Linked DNA regions of Homo sapiens: region 2 is linked to region 1. A link is an interaction called in ENCODE POLR2A ChIA-PET data of the cell type or tissue named here. Cell type or tissue: MCF 10A. All regions are shown on one strand. Each heading gives the region's core, and the rest is flanking DNA. Links, peaks and the distances in the headings are about the cores only.

Evidence for each region. ChIA-PET counts read pairs that join two places held together with the same protein. Peaks named below come from ENCODE experiments on the same cell type or tissue, not always from the same donor. Only the 100,000 strongest peaks of a DNase experiment are listed, where the experiment ranks them.
Region 2: POLR2A ChIA-PET joins it to region 1 with 5 read pairs; 2 of 35 experiments call an interaction of 5 or more read pairs at or near these places.

Annotation. Positions count from the first base shown.
Region 1 is chr6:134,619,711-134,624,104 of GRCh38, reverse strand. No RefSeq gene overlaps it. Among named protein-coding and RNA genes, the nearest start is that of LINC03002, 82 kb to the right of the region's middle. In MCF 10A, for the core only: no CTCF peak of the experiment used is centred there; a DNase peak (open chromatin) is centred at 2,044.
Region 2 is chr6:134,456,471-134,460,864 of GRCh38, reverse strand. All of the region lies in intron 2 of CT69 (cancer/testis associated transcript 69), which reads left to right. All of the region lies in intron 1 of LINC01010 (long intergenic non-protein coding RNA 1010), which reads right to left. Among named protein-coding and RNA genes, the nearest start is that of CT69, 20 kb to the left of the region's middle. In MCF 10A, for the core only: no CTCF peak of the experiment used is centred there; no DNase peak of the experiment used is centred there.

The DNA.
Region 1 (4,394 bases), core at 184-4,183:
TTTCCTGACGATATTCATGCTATACTGGACTCCTAATAGAAAATAAGGAGCTTTAAGAATAATAGCTTTAAGAAAAGCTAAACAATATTTAGCTTTGTTTTAAAGTTCATGGAAGAATGTAGTAGGTATGTTTTGGGGGTGTCACATTCAAAGCATGCTTCCTTAGGAGCATCCCTCACTAACAGACCCTTCTGATGAGAGCTTGGGTGACAATATTGCTCTAGCATAGCCACCATCCTCCCTGGCTACAGCTGATGGAACCATGGCAGGCACCAATGTGAGCTTTATTGAGAATACCATAAACCAGGACTGTTCTCTGGGGGAGCTAGAATGCAAGGTTGCCTAGGGAGTAGATTGCCTTTGTGTCCTGCAAAGCCAAAGCTATGGGCCAACTCGAATTAGAAGAAGTAACTATAAGCAGTGACAACAGCAGCAGCCACAATTGATAATGCTAGTTGCTGCAACTTCTGACATGCTTCCTGTGTGCCAAGCACTGGACTAATCCTATCAGGTGGGCAATAGCGCTATCTTCATTAGAAAATGAGGAAACCAGGTCTTAGATGCGATCACTTTCCTAAGGTCACACAGCTGGTAAGTGGCAGAGCAGCTAAGGCAATTCTCGAGCTCGTTTATGAAATATCTGCAGGCATTATTCTGTCTCCCAGGAAGCTCAGGAAGCAGAGGCAGTGAGGAGAATGGAAGGGATGTGCGAGAGAAGCAGAAATACAAGACACAATGGTGCAGAGAGAGGGGGCAGAGGAGCAGCCCCATTTCTGAGACCTTCTGAGGTTCCAGCTCCAATTTGCATGTGATTCTGCTGAGCTTGGTGGGCGGTCTTTTATCTTATGTAATCCTCTTTCTCCTTCTCTCTGTCTTTGTTTGAATTAATTTCAGTGGATTTCTGTTCCTTGAAATCAAAGACTATTAAACTAGAATGAAGAGGCATCTAAAGGGTAAGGGAGGTGGTGGTTGGGGGGACATTTCTTATAGAGAGGTAAGGGCAGAGAAAATTATCCCACTCTCTCTGGTTGTGATACTTTTTTTTCCAGCCTTCTCAGGTTTAGGAAGATGAGCACCTGCAAGTTCATTAAGGAAACATCTTATCAAGGGAAACTCCAAAAGAGGATAGTAAGCTGCTGAGTAATCTTGGAATTACTTAGCAATACACTTAGCTAAATTACAGCACTTGAATCAGGTTTCTTAACATGGTCTCTTTTAGGACCTTTGCCCTAATTACTTTAATGGAATTACTTGTCCATTTTTTAAAGGTTTTACCCACCATTACCTCCCTCACTTCTCTCGTCACCTCTCTCTGATGCAAGGCACATTTTAAAGGACTGCCATTCTCCTTAAGAATAAAAACTTGGAATCCTAAATGATTGAGTCTTTGGGATGCTTTTGTGAGAAAGCTGTCCTATTGTGAAAACAAAATGAGCTAGCAAGTTCCCCCAGTCACATGAGTTTACCAGGGAGGATCAGATCAAGAATCGCCTGGGAGCCTGGGATCCTGAGTAGCACAAGGGAACCTTTCTCATCAAGAGAACCTTACTGATTGAAAGACTCCACTGGAGGTCAGTCAGGCAGACACAGAGGAACCCAGGAGGGTTTTGAGGGTATTGAGATGCGCAAACTCAATAGCAAGCCAGCCACTGTGCAAATTTCAGAGCCGTGGACTCATGGGGGTCAGTCCTTGGTTGTCAGTGTCTGGAGAGTGGGCTCTGATTTTTTTCAATGACACTGAAACACACCAGCAAAAGAAAAATCCACTCTGACTCTCCTGTTCGTTTATTCTGCTCTCTGTGATTTCCCAAAGGGCTTTATTAACACTGTGTGACTTTAGCTTCTTAATCCCCTGAAGAAGGTTTGGAAACTGACAACTTTTTCTCTCATCTTATGTTAGTCTTCCTTCTGAATTGAGTCACTGAGGACTTCTGCCAGGAAGCAGCTCTAACCAGTTTGACATGGCATCAGAGCTGTTGCTGGGCAGGGCATTTTAATATACCAGCTTGGAACAAATGCATGGTTTACCTCACCTGTCCTCCTAGTTAATCTTATTATGTTAAGGATGTGATTTCCCCACTGTGGAGACTGGATGTTCTTGGCACCTGGACAGTACCCTAAGGCTTGACTCAGAGGTGTATAAGAACTGGGGGAGAACTCAGTTGCTGGCAGAAAGGGCTGCTGGAGCTCCCTGACCAGGTTCTTAGAATGTGCACACCTGTGGACTGTGGAAGACCTGCTCCAGGAAAGCAGCTCCGGACAAACTGGAGGAACTTCAGGGATTCCTTCGGCCTTCAGAGCATGTTTCCATTCTTTATGGCATCATGGCTTTCTTTGCCTTTCCCAAGGGAAGCATAAATTTACATATCCATGTGCTGCCTTGAATATGGCATCTTAGCTAAAGCACTATTACATTCCCATCCGTCTGCAGGACCTTTCTTTGTAACGGGAATTAGCTTCATAAAACTTTTATGGAACACCTAGTGTAAGCGTGTCTTAGGTGAGAGGGCTGGAGAATGAAATTCACGGCACCTCTTCATCATGTGGGTGGAGCAGCCCCTAATTACCCCAAGGGTATTTATTAATTTTCCTGCACCTGGAGAGCAAGACTTTATATCTTTAAAGAATGGCGAGGCTCAACTGGCCACTGCACACTGCCTGGCAGCCTGGGCAGTTGCCATTATCTGTTTTCTTGTCCATTATTATTATTCGTGGCCTCATTTATAGTCCACAAAATGCCTAGGAGAAAACTCACCTGCTAATAAAGTTTTGTTTTCTTATTTAGGGGAAAAAGAATAAAGGTTTGAAGCATATTTTTGGATTGTGTTGAAAAAGTTGAGTCATTTCTAAAGCTTTGAGAGGAGATTCTGCTAGGCAAAGAAGAGGGAGAAGGAATGGGAAAAAAGAAGCTAATCGAGGTAGAGTTTGTCTCCTGTTGATTGGCTGAGGGCTTTATTTAAGTGGTGGGTTAGACTCCTAGCTCTGTCTTCTTCTACCTGAGAGCCGTTGGGCAATTTATCAAGCTCCAAATGCCACTTCCCAGGGCTGATGAGCTGACTAAATAAGAACACATTTGTAAACTGGCTAGCCCAGTCTGGCACATTGTAGGTCCAAATAGAACATACAGATACCTGTCTGGTCTTTTGTGCTAGAAGTTAGTAGCCATTTTTCCAAAGAAAGCATTACAGAATTAGTTTCTGGGTTTCCTTTCCATAAGAGCCATTTCAAGAAAGGACCTTCCAAACCTTTATATTAGGAATCCCTAAAATAAACCTGACATAAGAAAACCTCTTTTCACTTATTTTACCCATTATAGACTCTGGTATCTAAAGCTATGGAAGTGATATCAAGATAAAGGCACACATTTGAAGTCCTGAAATTCGTTGTCTCCCAAAATATCTTTGAGGAGGGAATCTGTGGGACACCTGCATGGGTGGCCAAGGTCGTGGAGTCCTGAAGTCACTGCATAAGAAGCACAGTCATTCTGGGTCACTCCCAAGGTGCGGGGAGGGCATCCCTCCTGTCATATCTAATGATATTTAGTCATTCGACTAGAGCACAAATGATTAATATATTCATACATATGGGAGTGTGCACTTTCCATTAAATCTTCAAATCCACCAATTTTTGTTACAAGTGTATGAATTTTTTTTTTAAGTTTTAAAAATAAAAGTAGCTTGTTCTGTGTTCCTGGGCTTCCTGTAGCATGTTTTGCTCAGGACTCCAACCCCTTTTCTAGTGAGTGTCCTCACTAGTCTCGGAGCTGACCAAGAACACTGGGTTCAACTCTCAGTTATTTCTGTTACTAAACATATAAGTTTGAGTGAGCTATGTGTTCACTTTAGCCTCGGTTCCTTCATTTATAAAATGGTGCTAATAGCACTCATTCTCTGGCATAGGCTTTTTTTTCGTGAATATTCTTTTTGATAGAGAGCTCAGCATGTTGTTTGGCATATATGAAGAGTTCTCTAATTGTTATTATTATTGTATTATTGTGATGTCAGTGTCTGGCATGGTTGTTGACTCACATGAGACTTTTTAAATTGATTTTTGTGGTTAAACCACAGTCTTGCTGATCCAGCTCCGTGCTTTCTCTGTGTTTTGACCTACAGGGCTGAATGTGGCTGGAGAAGAACAACAGCCAGTCTGACTGGCCTCACTTTAAATTCCCGACTGTTAATCTCAAGTAGGCACTTAATGCTGCCCTGCCCAGTAATCACACCGGATTTCTCTAATCCAGTCATTTTCCCACTCTCTTAGGTGATAGTTCGTTCTTTCTTCTCTAGCCTCAAACCTCCCCCATTCTCACTCTTAGCTAATAATCCTACTTCTATTTCAATGGGAAAAAAAAGATGCAATCAGAGGAGATTGCTCCCATCCTCCCTGCATCTCCT
Region 2 (4,394 bases), core at 179-4,178, 160 kb after region 1:
GGCTTTTCTTACCACCTGGTGCTTGCTATACATGTGTTTCTTCCTTTATTGTCTGTTCCCAACTAGAACGTAAGTTCCATGAGGACAGGATGTTGACTTGTTGATTGCTATATCCCAACTTCTTAGAATAGGGCCTGGCATATTTGTAAAATAAATAAAATAATAAATACTGAGAAGTTTAGACATTATGATGGACCACAGAAAATAGTTGGTTTGGGCAGGTGATTCCATAATGTGCCCCTTAAATTGTACCATGGACATCTCTGACTAAGCTTAAGAAAGCCTTCAGTCAGACCTTAGTAAATCTTAAACTTTTCTTTTTTATTAAAATGAAGAACATTGATAAAATCAGTCATTTCCTTCAAGGCTTCTGACTGATTTCCATTAAGGTTGCTGCCTCTACAATATTTCTTTGAGTGACTGGTAATGACCTCCTTATAAACTCTCAGACAATAGAGAATGCTGTATGCATCCATATTCATTTATTCATTCATTTAATTATGCAACAAATATTTTTTGAGTAGTTACTATGAACTAGGCAACATTCTAGACCCTAAGGGTATAGCAGGAATCAGATAGTCCCTGCCTTCATGAAGCTTATATTCTAACAGGGAGAGAGACAGACAATTGGGAAATAAGCAAATTGATATATATTTTGAAGGATAAGAAATGCTATGGATACTGTCACATTGGAGATTGAAAAAAAAAAAGAAAATTTAAAAAAAGAAATGACGTGGAAAAAAACAGAGCAGAGTAAGAGAGCTGCGTGTGGTGACCTGGGGAGATTTAGGGAAAGGCATTTGAAGAAATAAGGCAGTTAGGTACTGCAGAAATGGTGGAGAGTGTGTGTCTTGGAGGGAGGAAGCTCCGGGCACAGGAGATCCAACAAGAAGGCCCTGAGATGGTGGCATGCTGGGGGTGTTCTGAGACTAGCAAAGGGGCAGTGTGTGGGAGCTGCCTGGGAGAAGGTTGTAAACCTGGGGCCAGTGTGTGTGGAGAGCAGTGAGTGCAGAAGGAAGCGGGTGCTTGATAAATTAGAGACAAATAACAAGGGAGCAGCCCTTTTAGGGTCTTGGAGGCCACAGTGGAATTCTTTAATCAGAGTGAGGAGGGTTCTAAGAAAAGGAGCAGCATAATCTGATTTACTTTTTGAAAGATCACTCTAGTACCTGGGTAACAATAGGCTATGGGGGTGACAGCCTCTGGAGAAAGACAAGGCTGGGCACAGTGGCTTATACCTGTAATTCCAACATATTGGGAGGCTGAGGCAGGAGAATTAATTGAGGCCAAGAGTTCAAGACTAGCCTGGGCAACATAGTGAGACCCCATCTCTATTAAAAAGTTTTAAAAATGAGCCGGGTGTGGTGACATGTGCCTGTATTTACTTGGGAAGCTGAGATGGGAAGGATCCCTGAGCCCAGGAGGTCAAGGCTGCAATGAGCCATGATCTCGGCATTGCACTACAGCCTGGGCAACAGAGCAAGACCCTGTCTCTAAAAATAATTAATGCTGCTATTGAGAGAAATGGAGAGAAAGAGGGAAGTCACGGATGGATCCAAGCAACTGGCTTAGGACATAGTTACCATGCACTGAAATGAGGAAATGGGAGGAGTGTGGGGGTTGAGGAAATTGGGGTTTGGGGCACACAGTTATAAAGAGCCAAACTCATTCAACGTTTTTAAGCAGCAAAGGAATGGAGCAGCATTCAGAACTGTTGCAAGAAAGCCAGAGAGCCAGCCTTGGAGGCCATGCACCCAGGAGCACAGCCCAGAAGTCTCCATGGCCGCTTCCCCTGACACTGCACGGCCACTGGGCAGAGGCAGCCAAAGTCTAGGCTGACACTGGAAAACAAACACCAGAACCACCGCCCCTGCTGCCAGAAGCTCCAGTTGTCACTGTCACCTCCCAAGTAAAAAATATAAATAAAGGACTCTGTATGGTTTCTACTTTTCAGTTCCCTCTTCTGATATGGAGTACCTGATGGGCAGAGCCTGGTGTGGGGCTGCAGAGGAGCCTGGCTCACCAGGCCTCTGCTTTCCACTGCCAGGGTTTGAGAGCAGAGCCCCAAACAGTTATTCAAAATGGCTTTGCAAACATGGTAACCTTCACAGATATTCTTGCAATCACGGTTTTTGCCTGTTACTACTCAGTGAACAATTCAATGTTTTTTAAAAAAAGAATTTGATTTTTTTCCCCTCTATATCCATCTCTAGACTGACCAGGTTTCTTGTAGACTAGGTGCGCAGTCTTTCGCCAGACTGCGTAAAGGCCTGAAGCAGGGTAATAAAACTGACTTCCCTGTTTGAGAAATAGTTCTGGGAGAAAATGTGAAGATACTTGAAATCTGTAGATAAATTCAAGAAAAAAATTAATGATAGTCTTTAAGCATAGGAGGGAATATACAGCAAGTAAATGATAAATGGATAACTAACACTGCTTAGGTCGATATGAAAAAAATTGGAAATTTGGAAAATCCTGGTCTAGTGTTCCTTAAGAATAATCATCACTAGATTAATTAGAAAATATTAATAAGGAATTATTAACTATTTGTTGCTACATTTATTGAGGGGTTAGCAGTTGCAATGAACTGAAGGTTTTTGTCCCTCCAAAATTTATATATTGAAATCGTAATCCCCAAGGTGATTAGGCAACAGGGCGTTTGGGAGGTGATTAGGACGTGAGGGCAGAGCCCACAGGAATGGGACTAGTGCTCTTGCAAAAAAGGCCTAGAGAAACCCCTGGCACCTCCTGCCGGTAAGAAAGTGCTGTCTGTGAGGAAGTGAGCCCTCATCAGACACTGAATCTGCCATCACCTTGATCTTGGACTTCTCAGTCTCCAGAACTGTGAGAAATAAATCTCTATTGTCTACAAGCCGCCCAGTTTGGGTTTTTTGTTATAGCAGAATGGACTAAAACACCAGTGCTAAATAATGCTGTGTTCAATGCTGATTTTCAACATCTCATTTGATTCTCACAATAACCCCAACAGGCAGGACTAGGCTCAGAGAATGTAACTACTTTGTCTTGCTAGTAAATGGTGGGGGTCCAATGTCCTAAGCTCTTGGCTTCAAAACTATATGCCCCAAGTTAATCTCTAGCGAGATATAATGTCTAGTAAGGAGGAAAGGAGAGGACCTGGGTGATCCACAAACTTAACAATCTGCCCTGAGTAATCTCATTAAATGTGTATTTTAACTTTGTTTTTAAAGTGTCATTAACGTGTTCTGCTAAATCTTCACTGCTGGGAATTCATCCTTATTTACCTACAAAAACACACATATAGGTACAAAGCTACATTTTCCAGTTTTCGTTGTGAGAAGAAAAAACCTGGAACTCTAACATCATCATTTAGGAATTTTTATCAAGTTTCATGAATTATGAAATATCTATATGATAGAATACCATGCATCTTTTAAAGGTATGGGAGTATCTTTAAGATATACTTTCAAGTTAAAAATATCCAGATGAAAAATAGTGGATATAGTGATTCCATTTGTGAATAAATACACACAGATTTTTATGCTTGTAGATACATTAAAAAATTCTAGAAAGATATACAAATACTTGTGGGAGAAAGGGGAAGTTTTATAAAGGTCAAGGAAGACCTTTACTGCTCAGTTACTATCTGTTCGTATGGTTTCAGTTTTCTACCTTGCGTATAGATAGGTAACTTTTTATTCTTATTTATAATGAGTGTTTTTAATCAACTCTGTATGTTTGAAAGATTGTTGAGCCTTTTGAAAAAATTCATTTAGGTCTTTATATACTTCATTTTAAAAATTATAAAGCTGGCCAGGTTTGGTAGCTCATGTCTATAATCCCAGGACTTTGGAAGCCCAAGACAGAAGGATTACTTGAGACCATGAGTTCAAGGCTAGCCTGGGCAACATAGTGAGACCCTGTCTCTAAAAAAAAAAAAAAAAAAAAAAAAAAAAAAGATGAAAAATTAGCCACATGTAGTGGCACTTGCTTTAAATTTAATTAATTTTAAAATTTAAAATTAGCCATATGTAGTGGCACTTGCTACTCCAGCCAGAGTGACAGAGCAAGATCCTGCCTCATAAATATATAAGTAAATAAATAGCTATGTAAAACTTTGTGTTAATACCAAATATTTTTTGTTAGTCTGATTCTTAAGTATTTATTGCTAAACTACATGTTACTTTGCAGACATTTACTACAAATGGTCAGTTTCCCTTTAAATTAAAAAATACACAGATCTATACATTCACAGCATGAATAATCAAATGGAAATTTAATAATCATAGCTAAGGCTTAATTTGGTGCTTCCTCAGTGCCAGGCTTTGTGAAAAGCATCTCATTCACGTTATCTCCCTAAATCTTCACACCTCTGCAACCTTGATGCTTGCCCTGCCCATTTTGCAGAGAACAGA